2 separate regions of the Homo sapiens genome follow, and region 1 is linked to region 2. A link is a loop called in an ENCODE intact Hi-C map of the cell type or tissue named here. Cell type or tissue: B cell. All regions are shown on one strand. Each heading gives the region's core, and the rest is flanking DNA. Links, peaks and the distances in the headings are about the cores only. Region 1 overlaps HDAC1 (histone deacetylase 1). Region 2 holds the start of TMEM234 (transmembrane protein 234).

Region 1 (15,930 bases), core at 4,138-12,137, 96 kb before region 2:
CAACATGGAATAATCATAGAGCCACAAGAAAGCAAGCTGTAGAAAACTACAGACAATTTCGTTAAGTAGGAAATGCAGGCATAAAACCATATATATGTGATATGTATATAACCCACTTTTGTAAAATATAGATGTTGTATATGTGTGACACAGATATAAACACACACACAAAAGAATGGCCATACAAACACCAACATGGTAACAGAGGTTATCCACCAACCCTGTGACTGTGGGTGATTGTGTTTTTTTCTGTGCACTTCTTTGTTTTCTGTGATTATATTGGTGGGGCAGCGGGGATGGACACAATGATTATATTGGTGGGGGATCACAGGAAAATAAATATTTGTTAAGAAAGCGTTTAGAGTAATCCTGGAGATAACCCAAAAGTTGCAAATGGAAGTGGGAGATACATGAGGAGTATTTCTGACCTCTAAAGGTAATTACCATACTTTTTCATAGGACAGATTCACAGATGATGACACTTCCATTTTTATAGCACTTTGCAGTTCACAAATTGCTTTTACGTACAGCATCTTAACAACCCCAGGAGGTCTGCGGGGAACGCCTGTACATAAGATCTCTTAGTAGGAAAGGACAGTCAAGGACACCTGTCAGTACCATGTCAGAGATTGAACCTGGGCTGGGACTGAACCAGAGGGACATTTTAGAGGCTTTTTAAATTTTTTTTTTGGAGGCAGGGTCTTGCTTTGTTGCCCAGGCTAGAGTGTAGTGGTGTGACCACGACTCACTGCAGCCTCAACCTACTGGGTTTAAGCCTCAGCCTCCTGAGTAGCTGGGACTACAGGCACGAGTCACCATGCCCGGCTAATTGTTTTTACTTATTTTATTTTTTTATAGACAGGAGGGTCTATGTTGCCTGGGCTGGTCTTGAACTCCTGACCTCAAGCAATCCTCCTCCTCAGCCTCTCAAAGTGCTGGGATTACAGGTGTGAGACACTACACCAGCCATTTTAGAGACTTCAGTAAAAACCACAGGACCATTCTACATGGTTTCAGATCAGCCAACTAGGATAGCAGCCTAAAAGGCAGACCTCACTAGAACAACCCAGTCTACCCCTGGGGAGAAGATGAATATTCCTTACCCACAGAACCACCAGTAGACAACTGACAGAACTCAAACAGGCCATCGAATACTGGACAGTCCTCACCAACGTTGACTTGAAAGAAATAAGCAAAAGGTTAGTTTCCACAATTTCCTTTAGTTTACATATTTATGAGCTGATGGAAAAAAACACAGAATTTAAATTCAGGAGGTGTGGGTTCTAGTCCAGGCTCTACTTCCTGGCTGTATGACTGCATCAAGTTGTTTAACATCTTTGAGCTTTAGCCCATTATTATTTTTTTATTTTTTAGAGCCAGGGGCTTGCTCTGTTGCCCATGCTGGAGTGCAGTGGCACAAACATGGCTCATGTGCAGCAGCTTTGACCCTCACCTCCTGGGCTCAAGCAATCCTTCCACCTCAGTCTCCCAAGTACTTTGGACTACAGGTGCATGCCACTATACCCAGCTAATTTTTTTTTCTTTTTTTTTTTTTTAGAGACAGAGCCTCACTATGTTCCCTAGGCCTCATGCAGTCTTCTTGCCTTGGCCTCCCAATAGGCATGTGCCATCACACCTGGTCTTAGCCCATTATCTATAACAAGCAAAACTGATATCCCACCTCACCCACTGGTCAGAAAATTAACAAAAATCTAATATGGAGAAGCAGTTAGCAACTTGGAAAATGTTGGTTCGTTTCTTGAGGGAGAAAAACTTATCCTCTGGCCCTCACGCCAGCTGACAAACAAGGGGCAAGAACAGAGACCCAGAGAACTATCGTTCACTGCGCACGTACAACACGCCAGACACTGCGCTACATGCGTTAAATACCCGAGATCATTCATCTTCACACAAGCTTCTGAGGTAAGATTTGGTCCCATCTTATAAGTAGGGAAACAAGGCCTGGCACAGTGGCTCACACCTGTAATCCCAGCACTTCGGGAGGCTAAGGCAGGAGGACCACTTGAGGCCAGGAGTTCAAGACCAGCCTGGGCAACATGGAGAAACCCCATCTCTACCAAAAACATAAAAATTAGCCAGGTGTGGTGGCAGCTGCCTGTAATCCCGGCTACTTGGGAGGCTGAGGCACAAGAACCACTTGAACCCGGGAGGCAGAGGTTGCAGTGAGCTGAGATCGCGCAACTGCACTCCAGCCTGGGCGAGACAAGAGTGAGACCCTGTCTCAAAAAAATAAATAAATAAATAAGTAGGGAAACAGGTTCAGAGAGGTGAGCTGTTAGTAAATGGCAGAAGCAGTATGCAAGCCTCAAGCTTTGGTTTGTCTGTTTTTTTTTTGAGACGGAGTTTTGCTCTTGTTGCCCAGGCTGGAGTATAGTGAAGTGATCTTGGCTCACTGTAATCTCTGCCCTCCAGTTTCAAGCCATTCTCCTGCCTCAGCCTCCCGAGTAGCTGGGATTACAGGTACCTGCCACCACACCTGGCTGATTTCCGCATTCTTAGTAGAGACGGGGTTTCACCATGTTGGCCAGGCTGGTCTCAAACTCCTGACCCTGTGATCCGCCCGCCTCGGCCTCCCAAAGTGCTGGGATTACAGGCATAAGCCACCGTGCCCAGCCAGCCTGTCTGTCTTAAAAGCCTGTGAAAATATATCCCGGCCCTTTTCCAAGTCCTTTCACATATACAACCTCATTTGATCCTCACAACAACTCTATGAGCTGGACAAGCCAGATATCAACCCCACTGTGCGGAGGAACAAACAGATACCGAGAAGTTAAGTGATTTGCCCAAGGTTATAAAACCAGGCAGTAGCAGAACCAGAATCAGGGTCCCGGTGTCTTGACTCCCGTAGCCCAGTGTCTTACTGCTACATTCACAGTGACAAGTGGAGTAAAGTTATTTCGGGCCTAATGGGGTAAAAGTACCAAGTAGTACATAATGTGGAAACATATGCAAACAATAAGGCAAATGAAATGAAAACAGGAAGGAAAGCACACCTGGAGGCTGTAGACTCACAGACCTAGAGGAACTTTATAGCTCCAAATCTCCTCTTACAGAAAAGGTAACTACTGGCCGGGCGCGGTGGCTCACACCTGTAATCCCAGCACTTTGGGAGGCCAAGGCAGGTGGATCACTTGAGGTCACGAGTTCAAGACTAGCCTGGCCAACATGGAGAAACCCCGTCTCTACTAAAAATACAAAAATTAGCCAGGCATGTGCCTGTAATCCCAGCTACTCAGGAGGCTGAGGCAGGAGAATCACTTGAACCCAAAACGTGGAGGTTGCAGTGAGCCAAGATTGCACCCCTGCATTCCAGCCTGGGTGACAGGGCGAGACTCCATCTCAGGAGAAAAAAAAAAAAAAAGTAACTGCTGAGACATCAATGAGCTACAGGAAGTCAGAGGCAGGAGGTGTGGGGCTGCATACTTATTCTCTTGCCCAGCCTTCTACTGTACCCACTGTTATCAAGATTTCCAAAAGTAGAGGAAGGAGCAGCCCTGGGGTGAGAGCAGAAGAGCTCAGTTTGGATTGTGCTGGTAAAATCTCAAGACACAGTTGAAGCTCAAGATCTACAATAACCACAAGAGTTACCAGCTCTGGTTCTGCACTAAACTTGGAGGGTGCCAAGATCCGGTGCTCTGAGGAAGAAGCATGGCTGCATGAGGGAGTGTGCAGCGGGTGGGTCTCTTCCTCACTTCCTGGGTAAACACTGGGAGGCTGTGTAAATAAGAACTTTGGTCCCTGGGCCCCGGCTGTTTATCCATTGGCAACTGATTTCCCTCTCTGGCCACTTCCTCCTGCACAGAGTTTGGCCTGCCTGCGTTTCCAAAGCTTTGTTTATACTCTTATTTGGGATATGGAGCCTCCATGGGAAGGAATGGGTGTTTTGGACGTGAGAAAAAAAAAAATATTTTTCTTCAGGCACCAAACCAACATGTAGCTCAAATGACCAGCCCTTTTATTCCTAGTCAATAAGCTATGTGATTAGAGATGGAAAGGGGGCAAATGGAAGAGCAGATACTCATGTGAGCTAATCTGTGAGGGTAGGGAAGACTTTTCCATGGGTTTTCTCTCTTTCTGCTATAAACGCTTTTCTCATTCTCACACTAGCTTTAGACTAAAGGGAAGCAATACTGGGTGAGAGGTGGAAGCAGACGTAGGCAGAGAAGGCAGTCAAATGCTCATTGCAAAGAGATGGGAAGATTAAACACTAACCTCAGGATAGTGCTTATACCTTGGCAGTGCTGGTAATGGGGTGGGGGGCTGGGGGAGTGGGAGAGAAAGGGTATGTGATCAAGGAAAGATGCCCAAGGGGGCATCAACTGTATTGATAATGTTTTCTTTCTCAGGCTGGGTATTGGGCACACATGGATGTTCATTATATTATTATTATTATTTTTTTTTTTTTGAGACAGAGTCTTGCTCTGTTGCCCAGCCTGGAGTGCAGTGGCGCAATGTCAGCTCACTGCAAGCTCCGCCTCCTGGGTTCACACCATTCTCCTGCCTCAGCCTCCCAAGTAGCTGGGACTACAGGCACCCACCACCACACCCGGCTAATTTTTTGTATTTTTAGTAGAGATGGGGTTTCACTGTGTTAGCCAGGATGGTCTTGATCTCCTGACCTCGTGATCTGCCCGCCTCGGCCTCCCAAAGTGCATTATATTATTTTTTGATGCTTTTTGTGTGTGTCTAAAATATGTTTTTTTCTTTTTCTGTTTTTTTTTTTTTTTTTTTTTTTTGAGATGGAGTCTTGCTCTGTCGCCCAGGCTGGAGTGCAGTGGCGCGATCTTGGCTCACTGCAACCTCTGCCCTCCAGGTTCAAACAATTCTCATGCCTCAGCCTCCCGAGTAGCTGGGATTACAGGCATATACCACCACACATGGCTAATTTTTGTACTTTTGGTGGAGACAGGGTTTCACCACGCTGGCCAGGCTGGTCTCAAACTCCTGGCCTCAAGTGATCCACCTGCCTCAGCCTCCCAAAGTGCTGGGATTACAGGCATGAGCTACCCTGCCTGGCCTGTGTATCTAAAATATTTTATATACACTATATTTTTTAAAACTACAGAATTGGGGGACTAGAGTTCCATTCTGCATTCTACCATCACCTTGCTGTGTGACTGGGAAAGTTTACATGTCTGTAAAATGGATGAGAATGTCTCCCAATTTTTTACCAATCCCTTTTATCATGTTTTCACCAAAAGCCCCCTAAATGCATTTATTTGTGTTCCCATTTTCACTTGCTAAATATTAGGTCAGAACTTCTGGTCAAGGCTCTCAAAGTGACCAGAAAGGGTTTATTACATTTCAGCCACAAGCAAGGAAACCTGATTTACTCGATCTTATCATAAGCATAACTTCCTAGATTAGGTGTGTGGGATGTTTTTGTGTGTGTGTGGGTTTTTTTTTTTTTCTTTTTGAGAAGGAGTCTCGCTCTGTCGCCCAAGCTGGAGTACAGTGGCGTGATCTCGGCTCACTGCAAGCTCCGCCTGTCGGGTTCACACCATTCTGGTGCCTCAGCCTCCCGAGTAGCTGGGACCACAAGCGCCTGCCACCACGTCCGGCTAATTTTTTGTAAATTTTTAGTGGAGACGGGGTTTCACCGTGTTAGCCAGGATGGTGTCTCGATGTACTGACCTCGTGATCCGCCCACCTCGGCCTCCCAAAGTGCTGGGATTACAGGCATGAGCCACCACGCCTGGCCATGTGTGTTTTTTTTTTATTGAGACGAGTTCTTGCTATGTTGCCCAGGCTGGAGTGTGGTGGCGAAATGAGACCATACCTCAATGCAGCCCTGAACTGGGCTCAAGGGATCCTCCTGCCTCAGGCTCCTGAGTAGCCAGAATCACAGGCATGTGCCACCATACACAACTAATTTTTTATTTTTATTTTTTTAAGATAAAATAAGAGATGGGGGTCTCACTATGCTGCCCAGGCTGGTCTTGAACTCCTGGCCTCAAGCTATCCCTCCTGCCTTGCCCTTCAAAGCACTGGCATTACAGGTGCATGCTACCATGTCCAGCGCCTAGGTTAGATATTGGTACATATTCTAAAAGGGCAAGTTAAGGATTAAGGAATTTGAGGCTGCAGTGAGCTATGATCTTGCCACTGTACTGTACCCTGGATGACAAAGCAAGACCCCATCTCTAAAAACAAGAATAAAAATAAAAATAATTCTTTTTTTAAAAAGGGCTCATTACTGTCTTGGTAGATACCCCAGGTTATAAAGCACTGTGTTAAGTGACATCTAAAGTCTCTGTCTACTCTGACCCTCCATAACCCTACAAATCAACTCAGTGAGGTACTCTGAAGTTCTTAGAGAGGCTTATTCTTCCTGCCCCCATTTCTGATGACAGAAAAATCCAAGACCTAATTATTTTAATTAGAAAAATTTTTTTTAGAGACCAGGTCTCACTATATTACCCAGACTGGCCTTGAACTCCTGGGCTCAAGAAATCTTCCTGCTTCAGCCTCCTAAGTAGCTGAGACTATAGGCACCCAGACTGAATTTTTTTTTTTTGAGACGGAGTCTCGCTCTGTCGCCCAGGCTGGAGTGCAGTGGCGCGATCTTGGCTCACTGCAACCTCTGCCTCCTGGGTTCAAGCAATTCTCCTGCCTCAGCCTCCTGAGTAGCTGGAATTACAGGCATGTACCACCAAACCAAGCTAATTTTTGTATTTTTAGTAGAGATGGGGTTTCACTATGTTGGCCAGGCTGGTCTCAAACTCCCGACCCCAGGTGATCTGCTTGCCTCAGCCTCCCAAACTGCTGGGATTACAGGCGTAAGCCACCACACCCAGCCAGACTGAATTTTTTAATGTACAACTTTAGAATGCTGGATTCGGAAAAATTGGCGCACCAGAGCAGAACCTGCACACTCCTCAGGGCATAGCATTTTGTCTGCCTTGATAAGTTTGTAAATAATAAAAATAGTAAGTCATAATAGCAAAAGTGATTATGCAATAGCAAAAATAGCAAAAGCAATTCATTGAGGGTAGACATATTATATATATTTAAATATATTATCTTCACTTATTCCCCCATCCTTGACTATGAAATAGGCACTAATGTCTTTTTTTTTTTGGTCTCGCTCTGTTGCCCAGGCTGGAGTGCAGTAGTACAATCATGGCTCACTGCAGCCTCGACCTTCCAGGCTCAAAAGATCCTCCCTCCTCAACCTCCTGAGTAGCTGGGACCACAGGTGTGCACCGCCATGCCCAGCTAATTTTTTTATTTTTTTGTAGAGATGAGGGTCTCACTATGTTGCCCAGGCTGGTCTCAAACTCCTGGCTGGGCTCAAGCAATCCTCCCACCTTGGGCTCCCAAAGTGCTAGGATTACAGGCATGAACCGCTGTGCCTGTCCTGTCTTCCTCTTAAAGAGGGAAAACAGGTCGGGCACAGTGGCTCAGGCCTATAATCCCAGCACTTGGGGAAGCCGAGGCTGGCATATCACCTGAGGTCGGGAGTTTGAGACCAGCCTGACTAACATGGAGAAACCTAAAAATACAAAATTAGCCGGGCGTGGTGGCACATCCCTGTAATCCCAGCTACTCAGGAGGCTGAGGCAGGATAATCGCTTGAAGCCGGGAGACGGAGGTTGTGGTGAGTAGAGATCGCCCCATTGCACTCCAGCCTGGGCAACAAGAGCGAAACTCTGTCTCAAAAAAAAGTGGCAGGGGCGGGAAATAACACCAGAGGGGCTAGGAAACCAAGGATTCAAACTAAGACATGAAAGCTTATTTTCTTACTTTAATAGCAAGTTGCTCCTCTAGTGAGAGCCCACTGTGCTGAGAGTAGAGCCTGATCCTTGGCCTAAATGGGTTATGGAAACCTCTAAAGCCATCTACAGGAAAGGCATGAATTTGCCTCATCTTGGAGGGAAATAAGACCCTGCAATTCAGAGAGCAAACACCTCACTCACAGCAGCTGGCAGCTCCTGGAGTTGTCGGTAGCAAAGAAGCTTAATGCTTCAAGGAAGGTCTCTGTGGTTCTGCCATCAATACCACTGTACAGTTATTATTAGTTGTAATAATAGTTATAAATAACTTTCTTCCTTGGGAGTAAGACTACCTTGTGGTCAGCAGCAACAAACAAGTGCCGCATATTTTCTGACACTTCCATATAAGCTGTCATAAGTTAATCAAAACTTCTTCTGGACAGTGCTGTTATACTATATGAAGTCTTAGGTGCTAAGAGATAATTTCTAAAATAACACAAGGGGGAAGTCAGGTATGATAGTTTTGTCCCAAATTTGAATACTTTTTTTTTCCCCCTCACAGCTAAAATAATTCCCACGATTCCTACAAACTAAGCGTGGCTTCCAAGATGGGACCTGCTCTGAAGTTCAAGTCCAAGGGATCAGGGGCAGCATCACCTCATCTCAAAGATTACACCATCTAGAATCTGTCCTGAGTGGCCTCTAAATTCTCAATTAATACCCACTAAGTCAAAACAGTTACAGTTGGACAGAAATCAGAGATCATGTGGCCCAGCCCACTTTACAAAAGAAGAATCTGAGGGGAAGTGACTTGCCCACTCAGCTGAGAGTTAGAGTTAAATTTTACTGTATCTATTGTCTCCCCGTCCCAGGTCAGTGCTTTTTCCACTACAATAATTACAGTACTCTTGGGACAGTGTTGTGAACATAACCAGAAAAAGTACTACCTCTATCGTTTACAAATCAGGAAACATGAAAAATCCGACTTGAGGGGAAAAAGCACTCTGGCACCTTTAGGAGGTAGGGGAAATCAGGTGTCCACTGAATGGGAGGTGCGAGGACGGCAGAATGGGCCTCTACAGTGGAAAGGGAGATGCAACTGGCGGCTTCAGAGTGTGAGGGAACAGAATGGACTTACATCTCTGCATCTGCTTGCTGTACTCCGACATGTTATCTGGACGGATGGAGCGCAAGAATTTAATGTAGTCATCGCTGTGGTACTTGGTCATCTCCTCAGCATTGGCTTTGTGAGGGCGCTAGAGGGCAGAAGGGAGAAAGGGCAAGTTATTTTTGACCACGGCCAGTCCAGTCAATCTAGTTTGAATATTTATATTTCCTGCGCAGCATGGAGCTAGGTGCTATAAAGAATAAAAAGAAATAACTGGTTAGATTCAGGCTTCAAGAAATTTACAATCTAACTAGGCAAACAAGATTATCAAAGGAGACAGAGTATCAGAAGACCTACAGCAGCTCAAGCTCTGTTGCTTAGGCAAGTTACTGTCTCTTGAACCTCCATTTCCTCATTTACTAAACAGGGACAACATAGACCACACAGGGAAGTTGAGAGAATTGGAAGAGGTTGTTAAATCTCTTTGTAAACTGTAAGGTGCTTTACAAAATTATTACTTTTTTTTTTTGAGACGGAGTCTCGCTCTGTCTCCCAGGCTAGAGTGCAGTGGCGCAATCTCGGCTCACTGCAAGCTCCGCCTCCCGGCTTCACGCCATTCTCCTGCCTCAGCCTTCCAAGTAGCTGGGACTACAGACGCCCACCACCACGCCCGGCTAATTTTTTTTGTATTTTTAGTAGAGACAGGGTTTCACCGTGTTAGCTAGGATGGTCTTGATCTCCTGACCTCGTGATCCGCCCGCCTCGGCCTTCCAAAGTGCTGAGATTACAGGCATGAGCCACCAAGCCCGACCTTTTTTTTCGTTTTTTTTTGTTTGTTTGTTTGTTTTGAGGCGGAGTCTCACTCTGTCACCCAGGCTGGAGTGCAATGGCATGATCTCGACTCACTGCAACCTTCGCCTCCTGGGTTCAAGCGATTCTCCTGCCTCAGCCTCCCGAGTAGTTGGGATTACAGGCGCCCACCACGACGCTGGCTAATTTTTGTATTTTTAGTAGAGATGGGGTTTTACCATGTTGGTCAGGATGGTCTCGAACTCCTGACCTCAGGTGATCCGCCCTCCTCGGCCTCCCAAAGTGCTGGATTACAGGCATGAGCCACTGCGCCCGGCCTACAAAATTATTACTTATTATTATATAAAACTGGCCGAGTGCAGTGGCTCACGCCTGTAATCCCAGCACTTTGGGAGGCTGAGGCGGGTGGATCACCTGAGGTTAGAAGTTCGAGACCATCCTGACCAATATGATGAAATCTGGTCTCTACTAAAAATACAAAAATTAGCTGGACGTGGTGGCATGCACCTGTAATCCCAACTACTCAGGAGGCTGAGACAGGAGAATCGCTTGAACCTGGGAGGTGGAGGTTGCAGTGAGCTGAGATTGTGCCACTGCACTCCATCCTGGGCAACAAGAGTGAAACTTCCTCTCAAAAAAATAAATTAAAAAAAATATATATGTATATATACGTATTATAAAATTATGGACAAAATGGCTCCAAGAGTTCACGAAAAAAGGGTATCTAATGAAAACTGAAACAGATGGGAAATCCTTTATAAGTCATCACATCAACAATTTTGATCACATCCTCCCCACTAACACTTCCTTGACAAGCTAATTTCCTGGTTATCCCAACATTCTGACTCCTCCTTCCCTTTTTAAAATTATTTCCTTTTCCTCCCATCCCTTAAAGGTAGGTCTTCTTCAAACATGACCCTCTGCCTCTCTAATTACCAATACAACAAAAGTCCTCACTTAATGTCATCCACAGGTTCTTGGAAATTGTGACTATAGGCAAAACAATGTATAAAGAAACCAATTTTACCATAGGCTAATTGATATAAACAAGAACTTAAGCTCCTACAGCATATTTCTGTCACAAAAACATCACTAAAATTCTAAATAAAGACCCAAAACACTTCAAACATCAAATACTGAAATAAATGTGAAATATCCCTTTTTTTTTTTTTTTTTTGAGACGGAGTCTCGCTCTGTCGCCCAGGCTGGAGTGCAGTGGCGCGATCTCGGCTCACTGCAAGCTCTGTCTCCCAGGTTCACACCATTCTCCTGCCTCAGCCTCCCAAGTAGCTGGGACTACAGGCGCCCGCCATCACACCTGGCTAATTTTTTGTACATTTAGTAGAGATGGGGTTTCACCATGTTAGCCAGGATGGTCTCGATCTCCTGACCTCGTGATCCACCCGCCTCGGCCTCCCAAAGTGCTGGGATTACAGGCATGAGCCACCTTGCCCGGCGAAATATCTCTATATTTAAGAAATATTTATAAAAATAAGGAAGATCATTATTGGGCTGGGTGCAGTGGCTCATGCCTAAAATCCCAGTACTTCGGGAGGCTGAGGCAGGTGGATCACTTGAACCCAGGAGTTTGAGACCAGCCTGGGCAACGTGGTGAAACCCTGTCTCTACAAAAATATAAAAAATTAGCTGGCTGTGGTGGCACTTGCCTATAGTCCTAACTACTCAAGAGGCTAAGGTGGGAGGATCACCTGAGCCCAGGGAAGTCCAGGCTGCAGTGAGCTGTGATCTTGCCACTGCACTACAGTCTGGGCAACAGAGCAAGACCCCGTCTCAAAAAATATATACATTATTATTTACCCAATTTTTGGTGAATCAGTGAGTGATGGCGGTTGTTGTGGTGGTGGGTTAAATCAAATAATAAATGTATGCAAAGTTAAAATTGCAAGGAGAACCTTCTACCATCATGCAGTTCAAAAACGAACAATAACAAATATGGCAGGCTCGCTGAGTGTTTCTGTATCACATCTTTTATTGTTGTGCATCTGTATGATTATTGTCTACTTTATGAATTTTTACTTGACAATAATTTGAATTCAATCATTCATTTCCAAGGGTGGCCAGAGCCTGTCCCGCAGCTCAACACAAGGAACCAACCTTGGACAGGACGCCATTCCATCACAGGGTGCACTCACACCCATATCCACACTTGCTCAGACTAGGACCATGGAAACATGCCAACTCACCTCACATGCACATCTTTGGGATGTGGGAGAAAAATGGAGTACCCGGAGAAAACCTACACAGACATGGGGAGAATATGCAAACACCATACAGATAGTGGCCATGCCAGGAATCAGTTATTTTTCTCCTCAACGTTATAACTAAATGATGCTGAGCGAAGTGATGTTATTTGAGAACCTGCCATATTTTCTGCAGTTTATAAAGCATTTTCAATACACAGCCAACATTTATTGTTTCCTCTGTGACAGTCACTCTTTCAGGCACTTTAAACGCTATCTCATATGATTCTTACAACAACCTTTTAAAGATCTAAGCCCTGGAGGATCGCTTGAGCCTAGGACTTCAAGGCTAGCCTGGACAACATAGTGAGACCCTGTCTTTTTCTCTTTTTTAAAATAATTATCGGGGCCAGGCGCAGTGGCTCACACCTGTAATCCCAGCACTTTGGGAGGCCGAGGTGGGTGGCTCACCTGAGGCCAGGAGTTCAAGACCACCCTGGCCAACACAGCGAAACCCCATCTCCAATAAAAATACAAAAATTAGCCGGGCGTCATGGCAGGTGCCTGGAATCCCAGCTACTCAGGAGGCTGAGGCAGGAGAATTGCTTGAACTCGGAGGCAGAGGCTGCATTGAGCTGAGATCATGCCACTGCGTTCCAGCCTGGGCAACAAAGCGAGACTCCATCTCAAATAAATAAATAAATAAATAAATAAATAAAATAAAATAAGTTATTGGGCAATCTCTCCAGGCCAGAATGTGTTCAGATTCCTAAGACCCCATCTCTGAAAAACAAAACAAAACAAAAAAACACCTTTTAAAGTTCATGGCCAGGTGCGGTGGCTCACGCCTATAATCCCAGCATTTTGGGAGGCCGAGGTGGGAGGATTGCTTGAGGCCAGGAGTTTCAAACCAGTCTGGCCAACATGGCGAAATCCCATCTCTGCAAAAAATACAAAAATTAGCTGGGCGTGGTGGCAGGCTCCTGTAATCCCAGCTACTCAGGAGGCTGCAGCATGAGAATCACTTGAACTTAGGAGGCAGAGGTTGCAGTGAGCCCAGATTGTGCCACTGCACTCCAGCCTGGGCGACAGAGCGAGACTCTGTCTCAAAAAACAAGCAAACAAACAAAAAAAAGTTCATAGCCAGGCACAGTGGCTCACGCCTGTAATCCCAGCACTTTGAGAGGCTGAGCGGGGCAGATCACTTGAAGTCAGGAGTTCGAGACCAGTCTGGCTAACATGGTAAAACCCCATCTCTACTAAAAATATAAAAAATTAGCTGAGTGTGGTGGCGGGCGCCTGTAAACCCAGCTACTCGGGAGGCTGAGGCAAAGCATCGCTTAAATCCAGGAGGCAGAGGTTGCAGTGAGCTTAGGTCATGCCACTGCACTCCAGCCTGGGCAACAGAGTGAAACTACATCACAAAGAAAAAATAAAAATAAAAAATTCATACTATTATTATCCTTATTTCACAGGGAGGAAACTATAGAAGAGAGAGGTTAAGTAATTTGCCTGGGGTTACACAGCTGGTAAACTGGAAGGAATCCAGAGATCTGGCTCTGGGTACTTTGACTCTCTCATTTAATCCTCACTTAATTTAATGAGGCATAATAAGACTGAACGACAGATACTGTTTTATCAAAAACAGCCATAGTGAAGCCAGATGCAGTGGCATGCACCGTAGTCCCAGCTGCTCAGGAATCTAAGATGTAAGGATCACTTGAGCCCAGGAGTTCAAGGCCAGCCTGGGCAAACACAGTGAGACCCTGTTTCTAAAAAGGCAAACCAAAACACCCACAGTGAAAGAAAAAAGACTTAGCTCCAAATACCAAGTTGTTTTTTTACTATACTAAGCCCTTTACTCTCTTCCTAATGTCATCAAAACTTTGGTCTGGCTATCCCTTCTACACAGATGACTGCACAAACTCCATTTTGATCTTAGTTCTGAGCTCCAGATTCACAGTTCAAATAGCTTCTCAGTCTGCTCCACCCACAAACCCTAAAGGCACTTCAAATTCAACTGGACTCAACAATTTGTTGTTGAGAGCCTAGAAGCACTCAAATTCCACTTAACTTCCAAAAGTTCTCTTTCATTATTTTTGTTAATGATACCAACATCCACTCAGGCTGAAAACCTAAGTGTCATTTTAAACTCTGTCCTTTTTTGCCTTCCTGTTTCAATCCATTGCCAATCTCTCTCATTATGCCTCCATAATATTGATTGCATCTACTACCCTATTTTTCCTATGTCCTTCTTTCCCGGGTTTCCTATTCTCAGCACCAACCACCTAGTTGTTCAAGATCGAAGCCAGGGTATCATCTTTGTTTTTTTTTCGAGACAGAGTCTCACTCTGTCACCCAGGCTGGAGTGTAATGGCACGATCTCGGCTCATTGCAACTTCTGCTGCCCAAGTTCAGCGATTCTCCCGTCTCAGACTCCTGAGTAGCTGGGATTACAGGCACCCGCGACCACGCCCGGCTAATTTTTGTATTTTTAGTAGAGATAGGGTTTCACCATGTTGGCCAGGCTAGTCTCAAACTCCTGACCTCAGGTGATCTGCTGGCCTTGGCTTCCCAAAGCGCCAGGGTTACAGGCATGAGCCACCACACCACACCAGGCAAGAATCATCTTTGATTCTTCTTTTTTCATCCGCTACATTCAACTTCTCTTGAAACTACCACCAATGTATTATCTGTCAAATCTGTCCACTTCCATCCTGGGCTACCACTTTTTTTGACTTGGATTCTGGCAACAATCTCCTAACTGGTATACTAGCCTCCTTCTTAACCATTGTTAATTTATGCTGAATACTACAGGCAGAGTTTTCTGTCTCTCTTTCTTTTTTTTTCTTTTCTCTCTTCTTTCCTTCCTTTCTTCCTTCCTTCTTTGTCTTTCTCTCTCTCCCTCCCTCTCCCTGTTTCTTTCTGTCTCTCTATTTTTTTTTTCTTTTTTTCACCGACTTTCACTCTTGTCACCCAGCTGCAGTGCAATGGCACAATCTTGGCTCACTGCAACCTCCGCCTCCCAGATTCAAGCAATTCTCTTGCCCCAGCCTCCCGAGTAGCTGGGATTACAGGCTCCCACCACCACTCCCGGCTAATTTTTGTATTTTTAGTAGAGATGGGGTTTCACCATGTTGGCCAGGCTGGTCTCAAACTGCTGACCTCAGGTGATCCATCCGCCTCAGCCTCCCAAAGTGCTGGGACTACAAGCGTGAGCCACTGCGCCCGGCCTGTCTTTTTCTTTTTTATTTAGAGACAGAATCTCCCTGTGTTGCCCAGGCTGGTCTCGAACTCCTGGGCTCAAGTGATCTTCTTGCCTTAGCCTTGCTAGTAGCTGGGATTACAAGCGTGTGTCACTGTGCCTGTTATAGAGTTATCAGTCTTAAAATGCAAACTGAATCATGTCACTCCCCTCTAAAAACACTTCAAAGGCATCATTACTCAAAATATCAAGTTCAAACTCTTTAACCTGGCTTGGAAAACCAGAATAATCTGATCCCTGCTCACCCCCTTACACTCACCTAAATATTTTGTGCTGTATGCCAGGGAACACCAAACTCAAATCACTCATAAGCGCCAGTCAGTTTAGCTAGCTTAAAACAAACATAAACAAAACACTGGTGAGCAGAGGACAATCTTTATTTACATAGCTCTAGCTGATGGCTGCCATGAGGGAATTTGGGCCCAACTGCCAGATCCTTTCTGGACAATTTCATTTTTTAAAGGTTGGCCACTAACCTAATGCCCTTAAAATACTTTGAGTTAAATAAAACATGTTTGAGAGACTGAATTGATCTCATTCACTGTGCCAATCTGCCAAGCACCATTTTGCTTGCACTTCCCCAAGGGCCATCTCTCTCACATTTAGGCCTTTATACATGCTATGACCTACAACACTGTTCTCTTCACACCCTCTACTCAACCTTTAGGTTGCAAATGAAAAGTCAACCCAGGCACACACTTGTAGTCTCAACTACTTGGGAGGCTGAGGCAGGAGAATCACTTGAGCACAGACAGGAGTTTGAGGCTATAGTGCATTATAATCTCACCTAGGAATAGCCACTGCATTCCA
Region 2 (15,930 bases), core at 7,046-15,045:
CCTCTATACCCCATCCTGCTTCACTAACCCCACTAGTCCTGGATCATCTCTATTTACCTCCCTCTCCCCCATCCTTCATCTTTAGTCTTTCTCCTAAAATTGTCTGAGTTTGGTCCTCCCTTGCCAGAAGGCCCTCCCCCCGTCTTCATCCACACTGGTCTCTTCCATCTGGACTCTCCGGCAGCCGCCTCACTGTTCTCTGCATCTTCATTGTTATCAATTTTCTTTCAAAAGCTCCTGGGTCCAGACCTATCAATATTCACAGTGGGCCCTTTCCCGCCTTCTTTCTTTGGCTCATGCCGTTCTCCCCATGTTGGCTGTTGCTTTGCACAGTGGGTATGCTAGGTCTGTTGAGACTCAGCTCAAACATCACATTCTTAATTAGCCTTCTCTGACATTGAGGCAAAACTAAATTGGTTTCTCCCTTTAAATAGAACTCCTTAAGAAGTAGGACTTTGTCTTGTTCCCCTTTTATTCTAGTGCCTAGTACAAGATCTGACTAGCAATAATGTTTGCAAGAAAAAGGAGAAAAGTAAAGGTTATCACTGCTCCAAAGTGGCTGTCACCCTACTAACCAGGGCTGCCCACCCAGACTCCCAGAGGGCATACCTGGGGCTGGAAACTCACTCCCTGCCTTTCTGCAGATGCCGTGTGAAGGGAGGACTCAGATGCACTCCCTGTGGTCTGGGCTCAACCAGCCAAAAGAGCAACAAAGACTCCAGAACCCACTCTACCTCCTCAATCCCTTGGCCATCTGTGGAGCCCCAGAGCCTGCGGCTGTGGCAAGGTGAGCTCCACACCTTCTCCCCTGGGTATTACCCCTCTGCTCAGCGTCCTGACCTGTCTTCCTCCTCCTCAGGCCTGTTTCTGCGCTGGACCTGCTCACCTGAGCCTGCAGAAGCTGCATGGGGGAAGAGTGTGGCAAATAGTGACAGGAAGGGAGAAGACAGAAGCCTCTCAGCCAACTGCTTCAGCCGAGCCCCTATTCTAAGCACTGGCTCCTTGGATAGCAGCTGAGATGTTCCTGAAACCTCTGCAGGCCCCTTAGGACCTTTACACCTTGGATGAGGGTGCCTGCAACCCAGGTTAGCCAAAAGTACTGAGGGTCTTAAGTTTGAAGTGTCCAAAGTATAGGGAGGTCTCAATAATAAAAGTCTCCATGATCAGCATCAGCTTGCTGGGGTGTCAGTGAAAAGGAAAAATGATGAAACAGACACCACAAAATATCTGACCAGAAGCCATTTATTACCAAACCAATTTATTTCTTAGAGTTCAAAACCTTCTGTGAGAATCTTCTCTGGCCTGGTTGGAGATCCACCTTCTTCTTTTTTTTTTTTGAGACGGAGTTTTGCTCTTGTGGCTCAGGATGGAGTGCAATGACGTGATCTCAGCTCACTGCAACCTCTGCCTCCTGGGTTCAAGTGATTCTCCTGCCTCAGCCTCCTGAGTAGCTGGGACTATAGGCGTGTGCCACCATGCCTGGCTAATTTTTGTATTTTTAGTAGAGACGAGGTTTCTCCATGTTGGTCAGGCTGGTCTTAAACTCCTGACCTCAGGTGATCCGCCTGCCTTAAAAAAAAAGTGGTGGGATTACAGGCATGAGCCACCACGCCCGGCAGGAGATCCAGCTTCTTAAGCCTCAAACTCAAATTCGAAGTACTGTGGGTCGAAGTAATGGATACGGACGTAACCATCTTCGCCGCCGCTGCTGTAGCTGGAAAAAGATAGCCAGGCACCAGTCAGGTGCTTACTCTGGGAAAGGCAGAGACCCAACCCAGGCTTAGGTCAGCTGCTTCACTGGTACCCTACCTCTTGCCATCAGGATGGAAGGCAACACTGTTGATAGGTCCAAAGTGACCCTTGACTCTTCCAAACTCTTCTTCAAAGGCCAAATGGAAGAACCTGGAGGAAAAGGGACACAATTAATTCACTTTCTATCTTCTTCCAAAACACTTTGGAGGTGGCACTCCCCAAATGCAAATTGTTATTATTATTTATTTATTTTGAGATGGAGTCTTACTCTGTCACCCAGGGTGGAGTACAGTGGCGCAATCTCGGTTCACTGGAACCTCCCCCTCCTGGGTTCAAGCAATTCTCCTGCCTCAGCCTCCTGAGTGGTTGGGATTACAGATGCCTGGCTAATTTTTGTATTTTTAGTAGAGATGGGGTTTCACCATGTTGGCCAGGCTGGTTACGAACTCCTGGCCTCAAGCCGCCTTCCTTAGCCTCCCAATGTGCTGGGATTACAGGCATGAGCCACCACACCTGGCCTCAAATGCAAATTGTATCACAAAAAATAAAGCAGAAGCCGAGGCGCAGTGGCTCACGCCTGTAATCCCAACACTTTGGGAGGCCGAGGCGGGTGGATCACTTGAGGCCAGGAGTTTGAGACCAGCCTGGCCAACATCTCTACTAAAAATACAAAAAGCAGCCAGGGACGGTGGCCATGTACCTGTAATCCCAGCTACTCAGAAGCTGAGGTAGAAGGATCGCTTGAGCCCAGGAGGTTGCGGTGAGCAGAGATGGTGCCACTGCACTCCAGCCTGGGCAACAGAGTGAGACCCTGTCTCAAAAAATAATAATAATAAAGCAGAAAAATTGAGATAAGAAGTGAATGTGAACAAAATAAGATGGAAATTGGTGGCTGCGTGCCATGGTTCACGCCTGTAATCCCAGCACTTTGGGAGGCTGAGGACAGAGGATTGCTTGAGCCCAGGAGTTCGAGGCCAGCCTGGGCAACATAGTGAGACCCTGTCTCTTACTTTTTTAACTTTTTTATTATATGGGGAAGACTGGACCCAGATGTCTGCCTGAATACATAACTAATACTTATAGAGTGCCTACTATGTGCTGGGCAGTGCTTAAAGAGCTTAATAAATATTAACTGAATAATTTAATCTGCATAATTTTATGTTAAGTATATTGTCATTGTCTCATTATACAGTAGAGGAAATTTAGACATAGAGAAATATAATGAAGGCTGGGCACAGTGGCTCATGCCTGTAATCCCAGCACTCTGGAAGGCCAAGGTGGGCGGATTACTTAAGGCCAGGAGTTCAAGACCAGCCTGGCAAACATGGTGAAATCCTGTCTCTACTAAAAATACAAAAATTAGCCAGGCGTGGTCATGGGTGCCTGTAATCCCAGCCACCCAGGAGGCAGAGGCAGGATAATTGCTTGAACCCGGGAAGCAGAGGTTGCAGTGAGCAGAGATCGCGCCATTGCACTCCAGCCTGGGTGACAGAGCAAGACTCCGTGTCAAAAAAAAAAAAAAAAAAAAAGGCTGGGCACGGTGGCTCATGCCTGTAATCCCAGCACTTTGGGAGGCTGAGGCGGGCGTATCACGAGGTCAGGAGATCGAGACCATCCTTGCTAACACGGTGAAACCCCGTCTCTACTAAAAATACAAAAAGAAAATTAGCCAGGCATGGTGGTGGGCGCCTGGGCCGCTGAGGCAGGAGAATGGCGTCAACCCGGGAGGCAGAGCTTGCAGTGAGCAGAGATCACGCCACTGCGCTCCAGCCTAGGCGACAGAGCGAGACTCCATCTCAAAAACAAAAACAAACAAAAAAGGTACACCACATGAGATTTTAATTTGGAAGAGCTCTCTTCTTCTTTACCTGGCCTCAAACTTGCCAATCCTGGTGGAGGTTGTGGTTACATCCATGGCTTCCTGACCACCGCCCAGGACCACCTGAATGGAAGAAGAAACTCTAGATGGGACCAATGGACACCAAGTCCATTTTGTGTTTTTCTGCTGCCATATACATTTTTAACATCTCACACGGCTCAATGGGAGGATACCAAAGGTAGGGGATGATCAGACACTTCTGCCACCTCCTGCTGGCTGCCCTGGGGCTATTCAATCCTTCCAGCTTTGTCACTCCTCTGGGCATCTCCTCTCTGCCTGACATCATTTCCCCCACAATGTTGTAGCCCAACTTCTGGACAAGCATCTAGAACTTGGAAGCTTCCTGAGGCTTCAGCAGGAAGGCAGGTGGGGTTCTCTTACATGGTCATAGTTGGGGGAGAGGGCAGCTGAGTTGACAGGACGTTCTGTCCGGAAAGTCTTCTGATGTTCAAGAGTTGTGGAGTCAAAAAGCTGGAGAGAGAAGGCAGGGGGGAAATCTGTAAAGAGCTTTCCTGGGGGAAGTCGGGCAGGGTGAGCTGTGCAGCCGGAGGGAGGGAGCAGCCCTGCCAGACCGCTGCCCAGGCTCACCTTGGCTGTGTTGTCCTTGGACGCGGTCACAAACATGGTCATGTCCCTGGATAACTGGATGTCGTTGATCTGCCGGGAGTGCTCCTTAACATTCACCAACACCTCTCCAGACTAGGGAAGGAAGAAGAGTGACACTGAATGGGCCCAATCCCTACTAATCTCAGCTCCCCAGAAACCCAAGCACCCAAATGAAAGCTGAGACAGCATGGACTTTGTGTTTTCCTCACCCCCTCTATCCTATCAGTCACCCCTAAATATCCCTTGACTCTGTCCAGTAATGTACATCCTATGCCTATTGGCTAGTTCAGGTTCACTCTCCAAACATAAACTGCAAAAGCTGTTGGAAGGAAAATCTGGCCATTGATAACCCTTTAAAGATTCCCTACTGCCTGGAGGAAAGTCAAAACTCTTTACCTCCTCACACTGAAGGACGTTTAAAATCTATTCCCCGTCCTCTGTCCCCAAGACCACACCCCAAGGGTTTCTGAAGACTCCATACTTTCTTAACTCTGTGCCTTTGCCTTTGCTGTTCCTTTTGCCTGTGGGATGTTCTTTCCTTCCTGCTTGAAGCTCCATTTATTCTCCAGGGTTTAATGTACACGCCACCTCCCTGGGAGAGTGCACCTTCCACACTTGGCTGAGACCTCTATGGTGGCACAATTCACAATCTGACTCAGGTGCTAGCTGTTTGCAAGTCTGTCTCCCCATGGGGGAAGGGACTGCATCTGATTTACTTCTTTGTTCTAGGAGTTCAGCATTATACTCAGCATTATACAGGGCATTATACTCAGTGGTGGCAAGGAAATGCTCATTTGTGATCCTTAATTATTTTTTTGAGACAGGGTCTTGTTCTATCACCCAGGCTGGAGTACAGTGGCACAATCATGGCTCACTGCAGCCTCAATCTCCCAGACTCAAGCAATCTTTCAGCCTCAACATCCTGAGTACCTGGGACCAAAGGCACACTCCACCACACCCAGCTAATTTTTAATTTTTTTTTGTAGAGACAGGGTCTTCCTATATTGCCCAGGCTGATCTCAATCTCCGGGTCTCAAGCAATCCTGCCACAGCCTCCCAAAGTGTTGGGATTACAAGTGTGAGTCACCACACCCGGCCTGTGATCCTTATTAACATGTCCTGAGTACTTTGTGACAAGTTTTTCAAACATGTGATATCATTTGATCCTTGAAACATTTTACAGATAAACAGGGTCAGAGAAGTCATGTAAATTGCCCAAGATCACACAGCTAGAAAGTGGTGAAATCTACATTTGAATCTCACCTCTGCTCTTTTTAAAATTTTTTATTAACTTTTTTTTTTTTTTTTTTTTTTTTAGAGACAGGGTCTCACTGTCACCCAGGCTGGAGTGCAGTGGTGCAATCATAGCTCACTGCAGCCCCAACCCCTGGGCTCAAGAGATCCTCCTGCCTTGGCCCCCAAAGGCACTGGGATTACAGATGTGAGCCACAGCATACAGCCCTGCCCTTGTTCTGAACTAGTGTGCTATCACCAGGACCCGAGGCAGGTGGATCATCTGAGGTCAGGAGGTCAGGATTCAAGACCAGCCTGGCCAACATGGAGAAACCCCATCTCTACTAAAAATACAAAAATTACCCAGGCATGGTGGCAGGTGCCTATAGTCCCAGCTACTCAAGAGGCTGAGGCAGGAGAATGGCTTGAACCCAGGAGGTGGAGGTTGCAGTGAGCCGAGATCGTACCACTGCACTCCAGCCTGGGTGACAGGGTGATACTCTGTCTCAAAAAAAAAAAAAAAAAAAAAAAAAAGCCACGAGCGGTGGACTGCCTGAGGTCAGGAGTTCGTGACCAGACTGACCAACATGGTGAAACCCTGTCTCTACTAAAAATACAAAAAAAATTAGCCAGGTGCGGTGGCATGCACCTGTAATCCCAGCTACTCGGGAGGCTAAGGCAGGGGAATTGCTTGAACCAGGGAGGTGGAGGTCGCAGTGAGCCGAGATGGCGCCACTGCACTCCAGCCTGGGCAACAGAGAGAGACTCTATCTTAAAAAAAAAAAAAAAAATTATTCTGGTAGGCTCAGGCCCCATGTGGCCTCTTACCTTGGCACTATACTGGTTGAGCTCTCCACTCTCATGGCCAGCGATGATGCACTCCCCCAGGGGTCCCCAAACAGCACTGGTGATTTTAGAGTCATTGCAAGGGATCTTCATGTAGGGCTCATTGTTGTCTGTGTGGGGCAGTAGATGTTAGGCCCTGGGCTCTAGAACTGTACCCTTTACCTCAACCCCAGCCCTATTCCCAGCCCTCACCAATCTGGCTCGGATCCCGCAGGTCAAAAAAGCTCACAAAGCACTGGTAGCCCATCTGCTTGTCCGTGGAGAACATGATGATGTTGCCCCCAAAGTCAAAACCGCAGGTCCGGACAGCCGAATTGGTCTTGAGAAGGGCCAGCTGCTTTCCTGGAGTCAGGCAAAGTCTGGGCTACACCATCCATTGCAATTGCAGGGAGGACATTCTAGAGAATGCTACCATCACATCTCACTGTTTGTCTTGCTCCAGTGACCCAAACTTAAAAAGTATTTTAACTTTTCTTTTTTTTTTTCTTTTTTGAGACAGTTTCACTCTGTTGCCCAGGCTGGAGTGCAGTGGTGCAATCTCGGCTCTCACTGCAAGCTCCGCCTCCCGGGTTCACGCCATTCTCCTGCCTCAGCCTCCCAAGTAGCTGGGACTACAGGCGCCTGCCACCATGCCCCGCTAATTTTTTGTATTTTTAGTAGAGACGGGATTTCACCGTGTTAGCCAGGATGGTCTTGATCTCCTGACCCGTGATCCGCCCGCCTCAGCCTCCCAAAGTGCTGGGATTACAGGTGTGAGCCACCGCGCCCGGCCTTTTTTTTTTTGAGATGGAGTTTCGCTCTTGTCCTGCAGGCTGCTGTGCGATGGTGTGATCTCGGCTCACTGCAACCTTTCAAGCGATTCTTCTGCCTCAGCCTCCTGAGTCGATGGGATTACAGGTGCCCACCACCATGCCTGGCTCATTTTTGTATTTTTAATAGACGGGGTTTCACCATGTTGGCCAGGCTGGTCTTGCACTCCTGACCTCAGGTGATCCACCTGCCTCAACCTCCCAAAGTGCTGGGATTACAGGCGTGAGCCACCACACCTGGCCAAGTATTTTAACTTCTTACCTAGACTCTTTCCTCAGACATCCTGCTAATGTGGCACTACTCATACGTAGACTGCAATATATCTGTCTCTCCCTCAGACTGTGCTTCTCCACAGCAAAGACCTGATCTGATTTCCCTCCATGTCCCCAGTACCCAGCATAGACCTGGCACTAAACAGAACAGCTTAGGCTGGGCACAGTGGCTTGTGCCTGTAATCTCAGCACTTTGGGAGGCCAAGGCGGGTGGATCACTTGAGCTGAGGAGTTCGAGACCAGCCTGGCCAACATGGTGAAACCCTGTCTCTACTAAAAATACAAAAATTAGCTGGTGGCCAGGTGCAGTGGCTCATGCCTGTAATCCCAGCACTTTGGAAGGCCGAGGTGGGTGGATTACCTGAGGTCTGGAGTTTGAGACCAGTCTGGCCAACATGGTGAAACCCTGTCTCTACTAAAAATACAAAAATTAGCCAGGTGTGATGGCGCATGTCTGTAATCCCAGCTATTTGGGAGGCTGAGGCAGGAGAATCACTTGAACCTGGGAGGCGGAGGTTGCAGTAAGCCAAGATTGTGCCACTGCACTCCAGCCTGGGTGACACAGCGAGAGAATCTGTCTCAAAAAAAAAAATCAGCCAAGCATGGTGGCGTGCGCCTATAATCCCAGCTACTGGGGCTGGCTGAGACAGGAGAATCCCTTGAACCCGGGAGACAGAGGTTGCAGTGAGCCGAGATAGTGCCATTGCTCTCCAGCCTGGGTGACAGTGAGACTCTGTCTCCAAAATAAGAAAAAGAAAAAAAAAAAAAAAAAGAAAACTTAATCTATGCTTCCTCTACCATGGCGTGTATTTTCTCATCTATCTTTCTTGTCTCTTATTCCCTAGACTGGAAACTATCTATGGATTTCATCTCTATTTTCCTAGGACCTGTTTACTCAAACAGGTACACTGTAGGTCCTCAATATTTGCTAAAAAGGTGAATGAACCCAGCTTACCTGTTTCACAGTCCCAGAGACGACAGCTGTTGTCAGCTGAGCCAGTGAGGACATGCTTGGTGTCCCCTGAAGAGTTGTTAAGAAATATGACGAAGTTCACCCGAGCCCTTGTCCTCTTGGGATGCCAAGTGAATCATCTCCCTGTTCAGCCCCAAAGAGCCTTTCTACCCCTCTTACCTCCTTATCCAGAACTGGAATTTGTCCTGAATGTTTCCTCAGTCAGTGAAGAGACCAGGGAGTAGGAGGTATCGTTCTCTAGGCCCTCAACAGCACCCCCAACTCCCAACTCCCAACTCAGCCTCTCCATCGCTGACAGACCCTAGCAACACGGACTCAGACCCAAAATAAGGATACAGTCAGCGTCCACACACCACACAGCTCCGGTATGGCCCATGTAGGTGCCCAGCCTCTCACCATTCACAGAGTACCATACATTGACGATCTGGAAAAGTCAAACCACAGGATAGTACACATCCCAGTAAGAGCAATGGCTTCCTATTTTGCCCCAGGAACCCTCAGCAGCCTGTAGCAAGGCTGATTCTGCCCTCTTCTGTTTATTTCTTGGGAAACAGCAGGGAGCTGGTAAAAAGACCAACTCCTGGATTCTCCTCCCTTCCTGAAGGGAAGCAACAGAGGAGTCAGGCGGCTTGTAAAGGCATCCTCATTTGTTAGCTCCAGCTCTCCTGGGACTCCCAACGGCTCCAAAGAATAAAAGGCCAAGTTGAGCTCCAGTCCAGAAAAACAGTATCTCTGATGTCTTATCCAAGTGGGAGCAGCTGGTAGTAAGGAAGTCTGGGTTCTGGTGCCTGCTCTGCCACTGTCTCACTATATGATCTCAAATACAGTGCTTCTCTCCTCTGAACTTCAGTTTTCTCATCTTGAAAATGGCCAGGCCGGGTGTGGTGACTCATGCCTGTAATCCTAGCACTTTGGGAGGCCGAGGCAGGCGGATCACCTGAGGTCAGGAGTTCAAGACAAGCCTGTCCAACATGGTGAAACCCCATCTCTACTAAAGATACAAAAAATTAGCTGGGCATGGTGGCACGAGCCTGTAGTCCCAGCTACTAGGGAGGTTGAGGCAGGAGAATCGCTTGAACCTGGGAGGCAGAGGTTGCAGTGAGTCGAGATCGCGCCACTGCACTCCAGCCTAGGCGACAGAGCGAGACTCCGTCTCAAGAAAAAATAAAATAAAATGGCCAGGTGCCTCAAAAGGCAGTATCATGAGGGATTGTTTGGCATTGAGTAGCAGGATGGGATTGACTTAAAATGAGACTAGAGACACCCTCATTAAGTTCCCTGTGTCTGAATAACACAGCCTGCACCTATCCTGGTAGAAAGATTAGATTATCCCTAAAGGTCGCATCCCGTTCTCTGGGCAAGCTGACCCTCATCTTTATCCCCTTTCCACAGTGGTCTCTTGCTTTTCTTGGAGTGCAGTGGCACGATCTCAGCTCACCGCGCTCAAGCGATCCTCTCGTTTCAGACTCCGAAGTAGCTGAGACCACAGGCGCGAGGCCACCATGTCAGGCTAATTTTTTTGTGTGTAGAGATGGGTCTTACTACGTTGCTCAGGCTGGTCTCCAACTCCTGGGCTCAAGCGACCCTCCCACCTCGGCCTCTCAAAGTGCTGGGATTACAGGCGTGAGCCACCGCACTCGGCCAATAGAGTTCTTCCCCACCTTTCCCGGTAGAATACTTTCGCCAACCTACCCCCGGCATGGCCTCTCCCTACTTCTCACAATGGGCTGCTCTTTGGTTCCCCGCTAACGGCAAAACTGGCGTGTCCACCCATCGTCCTGGCAGAAGGATCCCGCCCCTCCCGGACCCCCTCCAGCCAACACTCACAGGGTCCTTGGCCACAGTAAAGAGGAGGTCTCCTTCGCGGTTATACTTAATCTGCGTAATGGACCGCTCATGGCCCTGCAGTAGGATCGGCTTCTGTGGGGACAAGACAGTAACGTCAGTGCTCGGAATTGGGCCCCAGCCTCAGCCCAGGACCCCCACTGCAATACCCCTAACTCTGAAACTCACCATCCCGGCTGTGACGCGAGGAAGGCCGCAACGTGAGTAAGACCGGAAAAGGTTTCGAGGTCACTTCCGGATTATGGGTCTCCGCCCCTTCGTTCCCGGAAGTAGAAGACAGCGGCGTTGCCATGGCGGCGTCTCTGGGTAGGTAGCCGGCCCCGCCCTTCCATGGATTTCCCGACCCTCGCCTCGAATTCATTTCCTGCTCCACATCCACCCTCTAACCCCGACCCCTGCTACAACCCCAGAGGCCGGACTCCTGGATTCATCTCCCTAGCTTCCCTGGGCCTGCCTTAGCCGCCAGTCGCAGCCGAGGCGAAGAGAGCGAAGGAGGGAAGTGGGGGCGGCTAGCTGGGGCTAGAAGGCCAGGAGAGGGCGGGGTGGGCGGCCGTTTGGGGTGGGGGTCAGGGTGACTCACTCGTCTGCATTCAGGGCAGGTGTTGGCTCTGGTGCTGGTGGCCGCTCTGTGGGGTGGCACGCAGCCGCTGCTGAAGCGGGCCTCCGCCGGCCTGCAGCGGGTTCATGAGCCGACCTGGGCCCAGCAGTTGCTACAGGAGATGAAGACCCTCTTCTTGAATACTGAGGTGCGTCTCTGTGAAAGGCCCCTCTCTCGGTGGAGTTGCCGCCAAGAATTTGGTCTTTGGAGTCAAACAGGTCTGGGTCAGCCCCACCACTTACTCACTAGAAATTCTCGGAAAAGTCAGTTGTCCTTGAGCCTCAGTTTCATCATCTGTAAATGGCGATTATAATAATAACCATCTGATAGGTCAGTTGCAGGAATTAGGTGAGATACGTAGAGCACTTAGCATTAGGCCTAGAACATAGTAAGTGCTCAATCTATGGCTGCCATTATTCACATTTTATTGTGATTCCTTCAGTTACATAAGGCAACATTTGTGAGCCTTTCCAGAGGGAGGGCTTGGGGCTCAAATTGGCCCTGCAGGGGAGGAGTTCAGAGGAGGAAGGCTGGAGCTGGAGGACTTGGGGAAGGCTTCCTGGAGGGGCTGACATTGGCTTCAAGGCCTTGCAGGATGGGAACTAGCAGAGGTGAGGGAGAGGGTAGTTTGAGCAAAGGCACAGACTTCAGTCTGTTTCCCTCTTTGCCCTGGAAGGATCCTCCTTAGAGGGATTAGTGTTCTCTGGGTCCTTATAACCCTGCCTCCCTCCAAGGAAAGACATTCGCTAGGAGCTCAAAGAAGGCAGTGCTGCTCAGTCAGGCCATCACACTGACTGCAGGTTTCTCCTCTTTCCAGTACCTGATGCCCTTTCTCCTCAACCAGTGTGGATCCCTTCTCTATTACCTCACCTTGGCATCGACAGGTGGGTCCTGGCTTGGAACTGTTCTGCTTAGTGTTTGAGGCCACCTGGAAGAGTGATTGGGGGGGGCGGGGTGGAGCTTGAAACACCTCATTCCCATCAGTGAGAGAGGGCTGACTAGCTCTAGTTCCCTCTTACTATCCTCTTCTCTGAACAAGAGGGGCACAGTGTGCTGGTTATGAGTATGTTGCTAGGCACTGGAGTTGGTTTGAAGCCTGGCAGTCATGTGTGACCAGCGGAGGAAGAAGGAAGGTTCATTTTGCTGTGCCAAGTGCTGGCTTTCACATTCTTGCTTCCACTGTGTGCTACCTACCTGACCATGAGCAAGTCACCCATTTGAGCCTTGGTTTTATATAGTTGGCTTCATAGCATTGTGAGGATTAAATTTAATGAATGGGAAACATCTAGGAGAGTGCCTGGCACACAGTCAGAGCTCCATATACATAAATTTCCTTTCTCTTGACATTTGTGACTGCCCTCTACTACGTCAGATACTGCACTAGTCTTACACATTATTTAATTCCAATCATGACTCTGTAAAGCAGATATGATTATCTTAGAAAATGAAGTTGCAAAACTTTGTGCAATTTCACCTCTCAAGTCCCACAGGATGTCAGTGCAGAAGGATTTGAAGCCATATATTAAAAGTTTATGCTCGACTGGGCATGGTGACTCACGCCTGTAATCCCAGCACTTTGGGAGGCCAAGGAGGGCAGATCATTTGAGGTCAGGAGTTCGAGACCAGTCTGGCCAACATGCTGAAACCCCGTCTCTACTAAAAATAACAAAATTAGTTGGGTGTGGTGGTGTGTGCCTGTAGTCCCAGCTACTTGGGAGGCTGAGGCGCGAGAATGGCTTGAACCTGGGAGGCGGAGGTTGCAGTGAGCTGAGATCATGCCACTGCACTCCAGTCCCTGGGCAACAGAGCGAGACTCTGTCTCAAAAACAGAAAGAAAGAAATAATATGCACTTATTTAAAGAGTTTGAAAACCTCTGGCCTCATGCATTCACTGCTGTGGAAGAATGCTGAACCCTTGACCAGCTGACTACAGGTAGCCATTCACCAAGTTTTAATCAAATTGCAGTTTTAGGTTCTTTTTATCTCATTACCCTTTCTGCCTGTATCCTTTAATATCCATCCTTTCTAATAACCAGAACAGTAATAACTATTTATGAAGCATCCACTTCAGCCAGGGACTATCCATGCATTATCACAGTTCATCTTACGACAACCCAACAAAAGAAATGGTATACTGTGACCCCTATTTTACATGCGGGGAAACAGGTTGAGTGTTTGAATATCCTAACCAAGATTGCAAGGGAAACTCAGATCTGCCTCACTCCAATGCCCTCACTTTCCACTGCACCGTGCTGCATCCTTCTTCCATCTACTGTTGCAAACCAGACCTTAGCAGCCATGACACTCCTTGTAAGGTATGTAAACTTAAGAAGGCAGCTCTGGGCAGGGCACAGTGGCTCAGGCCTATAATTCCAGCACTTTTGGAGGCTGAGGTGGGCAGATAACCTGAGCCTAGAGATCACCCTAGGCAACAACAACAACAAAAATACGAAAATTAACTGGGCTTGGTGGTGTGTGCCTGTAGTCCTAGCTGCTCAGGAGGCTGAGGTGGGAGGATCGCTTGAGCTCAGGAGGTTGAGGCTGCAGTGAGCCTTGACCTCACCACTGCACTCCAGCCTGAGCAACAGAGAGAGACCCTGTCTCAAAACAACAACAACAAAAACGAAAAACAACCAAAAAAGAAAGCAGCTCTTTGTAAGTGGGGTTGTATCAATTTCTTAGATGGGTAATGCCTCCATGCTGGGGCCTCCCAGGGGATGAGGAGCAGGACAGTTTGCTCCTTTGCCTCACACAGGCGAGCCCTGGGAGTGCTGGGAAAGAATTTGCTGAGGAGCCAGTGTGAACATCTGGTCTGCAGTTGAGTCTTGTTACCATGGATAACTCAGCTGATTCGTCCATTGGTCTTTTTTATGTGTATGTGGTGCTTTTTTTTTTTTTTTTTGAGACGGCATTTCGCTCTTGTTGCCCAAGCTGGAGTGCAATGGTGCGATCTTGGCTCACTGCAACCTCCGCCTCCCAGGTTCAAGTGACTCTCCTTCCTTAGCCTCCCCACTAGCTGGGATTATGGGCATGTGCCACCACGCCTGGCTAATTTTGTTCTTTTGTTTTTGTTTTTTGAGATGGAGCCTTGCTGTGTCACCCAGGCTGGAGTGCAGTGGTGCAATCTCTGGTCACTGCAACCTCTGCCTACCAGGTTCAAGCAATTCTCCTGCCTCGGCCTCCCAAGTAGCTGGGACTACAGGCATGCACCACCATGCCTGGCTAATTTTTGTATTTTTAGTAGAGACGGGGTTTCACAATGTTGGCCAGGCTGGTCTTGAACTCCTGACCTCAAATGATCCACCCGCCTCGGCCTCCCAAAGTGCTGGGATTACAGGCGTGAGCCACCACACCCAGCCTAATTTTGTATTTTCAGTAGAGACGGGGTTTCTCCATGTTGGTCACGCTGGTCTCTAACTCCCAACCTCAGGTGATCCGCCCGTCTCAGCCTTCCAAAATGTTGGGATTACAGGCATGAGCCACTGCGCCTGGCTGTGGCTCTTTTTTTGATGTGATAAGAACACTTAACAGGAGATCTACCCTCAACAAATTTTAAGTTAACTCCATTAGTCTTTTTCTTTTTTTTTTGAGACAGAGTTTCACTCTTGTTTCTCAGGCTGGAGTACAGTGGTGTGATCTTGGCTCAGTGCAACCTCTGCCTCCTGGGTTCAAGCGATTCTCCTGTCTCAGCCTCCTGAGTAGCTGGGATTACAGGCGTCCGCCACTATGCCTGGCTAATTTTTGGTATTTTTAGTAGAGACGGGGTTTCACCATGTTGGCCAAGCTGGTCTTGAACTCCTGACCTCAGGTGATCCGCCCGCCTCAGCCTCCCAAAGTGCTGGGATTACAGGCGTGAGCCACCCTGCACCCAGCCAACTCCATTACTCTTTTTCAAGTTTGCTTATTGGCAGTCAGCCCCTTGGAACTTCAAAATTAAGGAACAGATCCTGGGCTATGATGCCCTCTACCCACACCACAGGTCCAGCCCAATGTCCTGAACAGGTCCTGCTCCTTCCTTCTGACACTTTTTATTTTTAACTCCATAAGGCCTGAGCTTGGGCTGAAACAGAAACAAAATGTGCTTCATCTGATGTTCTGCTCTGTCTATATCCACAGTTTAATAACGGCGCAGGCTTTGGAGTCAGGCAAGCCTTGGTTTAAATCCTCAACTTGCCTTAGTTTATGTGACTTCTTTGAGCCTTTGTTTCTTTTACGCAAAATGGTGATAATCCCCTTCTTGCAGTGTTGTGAAAACTGAGATATGTACACAAAGCACCTAGGCCATGGTATGTGCTTAATAAATGGTGGCTGTGCTTGGTGTTACCTGACTCTCTACTCATCCTTTGGGATTTGGGTGCCTGCCTGTCCGTCCAGATGTCCTTGAGATCTCACGAGTTCTCTTTGAGTGCAAAGACCTCATTCTCATTATCAAACCAGGCTGGTCCCAGACCTCAGAGTTCAGGTCTTCATGCTGGAATCCTGGGAAGCACTGAACGTGGAGTCAGGAGATGTGGGTTTGAGTCCTGAGATTTGCTGTGACTTCATCTGGAAGATGGGGTTTTGATACCTTTTTTAAAGGTATGAAATGATGATGATGGAAGTGTTTTGTGCCTAGAAAGGCATTTGTTGCATCTCAGGCATTCTTTTCATTCTGACCACCCAGATCTGACCCTGGCTGTGCCCATCTGTAACTCTCTGGCTATCATCTTCACACTGATTGTTGGGAAGGCCCTTGGAGAAGATATTGGTGGAAAACGTAAGTTAGACTACTGCGAGTGCGGGACGCAGCTCTGTGGATCTCGACATACCTGTGTTAGTTCCTTCCCAGAACCCATCTCCCCAGAGTGGGTGAGGACACGGCCTTTTCCCATCCTGCCCTTTCCTCTGCAGCTGTTTTGCTTCCTTGTGGCCATCAGAGTTCCCTTCCCCTGGACAGTCTGGAGAAAGACAGAGGCTGGGGTTTGGGATTGAAGACCAGACCCCATCTGAGCCCTTCCTCCAGCCCTGTACCAGCTCCTACTGGCATGGCTGAGCTCAGACCCTCCTGATTTCTGCCTATTATCCCAGGAGCAGTTGCTGGCATGGTGCTCACCGTGATAGGAATTTCACTCTGCAT

What was found. A loop is a pair of places that touch in the nucleus more often than their neighbours do. Peaks named below come from ENCODE experiments on the same cell type or tissue, not always from the same donor. Only the 100,000 strongest peaks of a DNase experiment are listed, where the experiment ranks them.
Region 1: a loop joins it to region 2, with 6 times the contacts of the local background. A loop is called at or near these places in 41 of 110 quality-filtered maps.

The regions. Positions count from the first base shown.
Region 1 is chr1:32,309,727-32,325,656 of GRCh38, reverse strand. It overlaps HDAC1 (histone deacetylase 1), which reads right to left. Exons shown (of 14, transcript NM_004964.3): 3 at 8,875-8,992; 4 at 1,104-1,178. Among named protein-coding and RNA genes, the nearest start is that of MARCKSL1, 19 kb to the left of the region's middle. In B cell, for the core only: a CTCF peak has its summit at 9,009 (motif pointing right); DNase peaks (open chromatin) are centred at 5,466, 8,636 and 9,026; H3K4me3 peaks cover 2,077 bases; H3K27ac peaks cover 5,395 bases.
Region 2 is chr1:32,216,899-32,232,828 of GRCh38, reverse strand. It overlaps TMEM234 (transmembrane protein 234), which reads left to right and starts at 10,476. Exons shown (of 5, transcript NM_019118.5): 1 at 10,476-10,522; 2 at 10,811-10,962; 3 at 11,632-11,698; 4 at 15,478-15,570; 5 at 15,882-15,930. The coding sequence starts at 10,507. EIF3I (eukaryotic translation initiation factor 3 subunit I) reads right to left here and starts at 10,422. Exons shown (of 11, transcript NM_003757.4): 1 at 10,385-10,422; 2 at 10,199-10,291; 3 at 8,708-8,795; 4 at 8,354-8,419; 5 at 6,509-6,658; 6 at 6,299-6,426; 7 at 4,220-4,330; 8 at 4,013-4,102; 9 at 3,621-3,694; 10 at 1,810-1,902; 11 at 1,225-1,714. The coding sequence starts at 10,387. The coding sequence ends at 1,633. It also overlaps the pseudogene MTMR9LP. RefSeq lists enhancers at 1-60, 10,094-10,727, 10,004-11,203, 15,885-15,930. In B cell, for the core only: no CTCF peak of the experiment used is centred there; DNase peaks (open chromatin) are centred at 10,468 and 11,868; H3K4me3 peaks cover 2,123 bases; H3K27ac peaks cover 3,407 bases.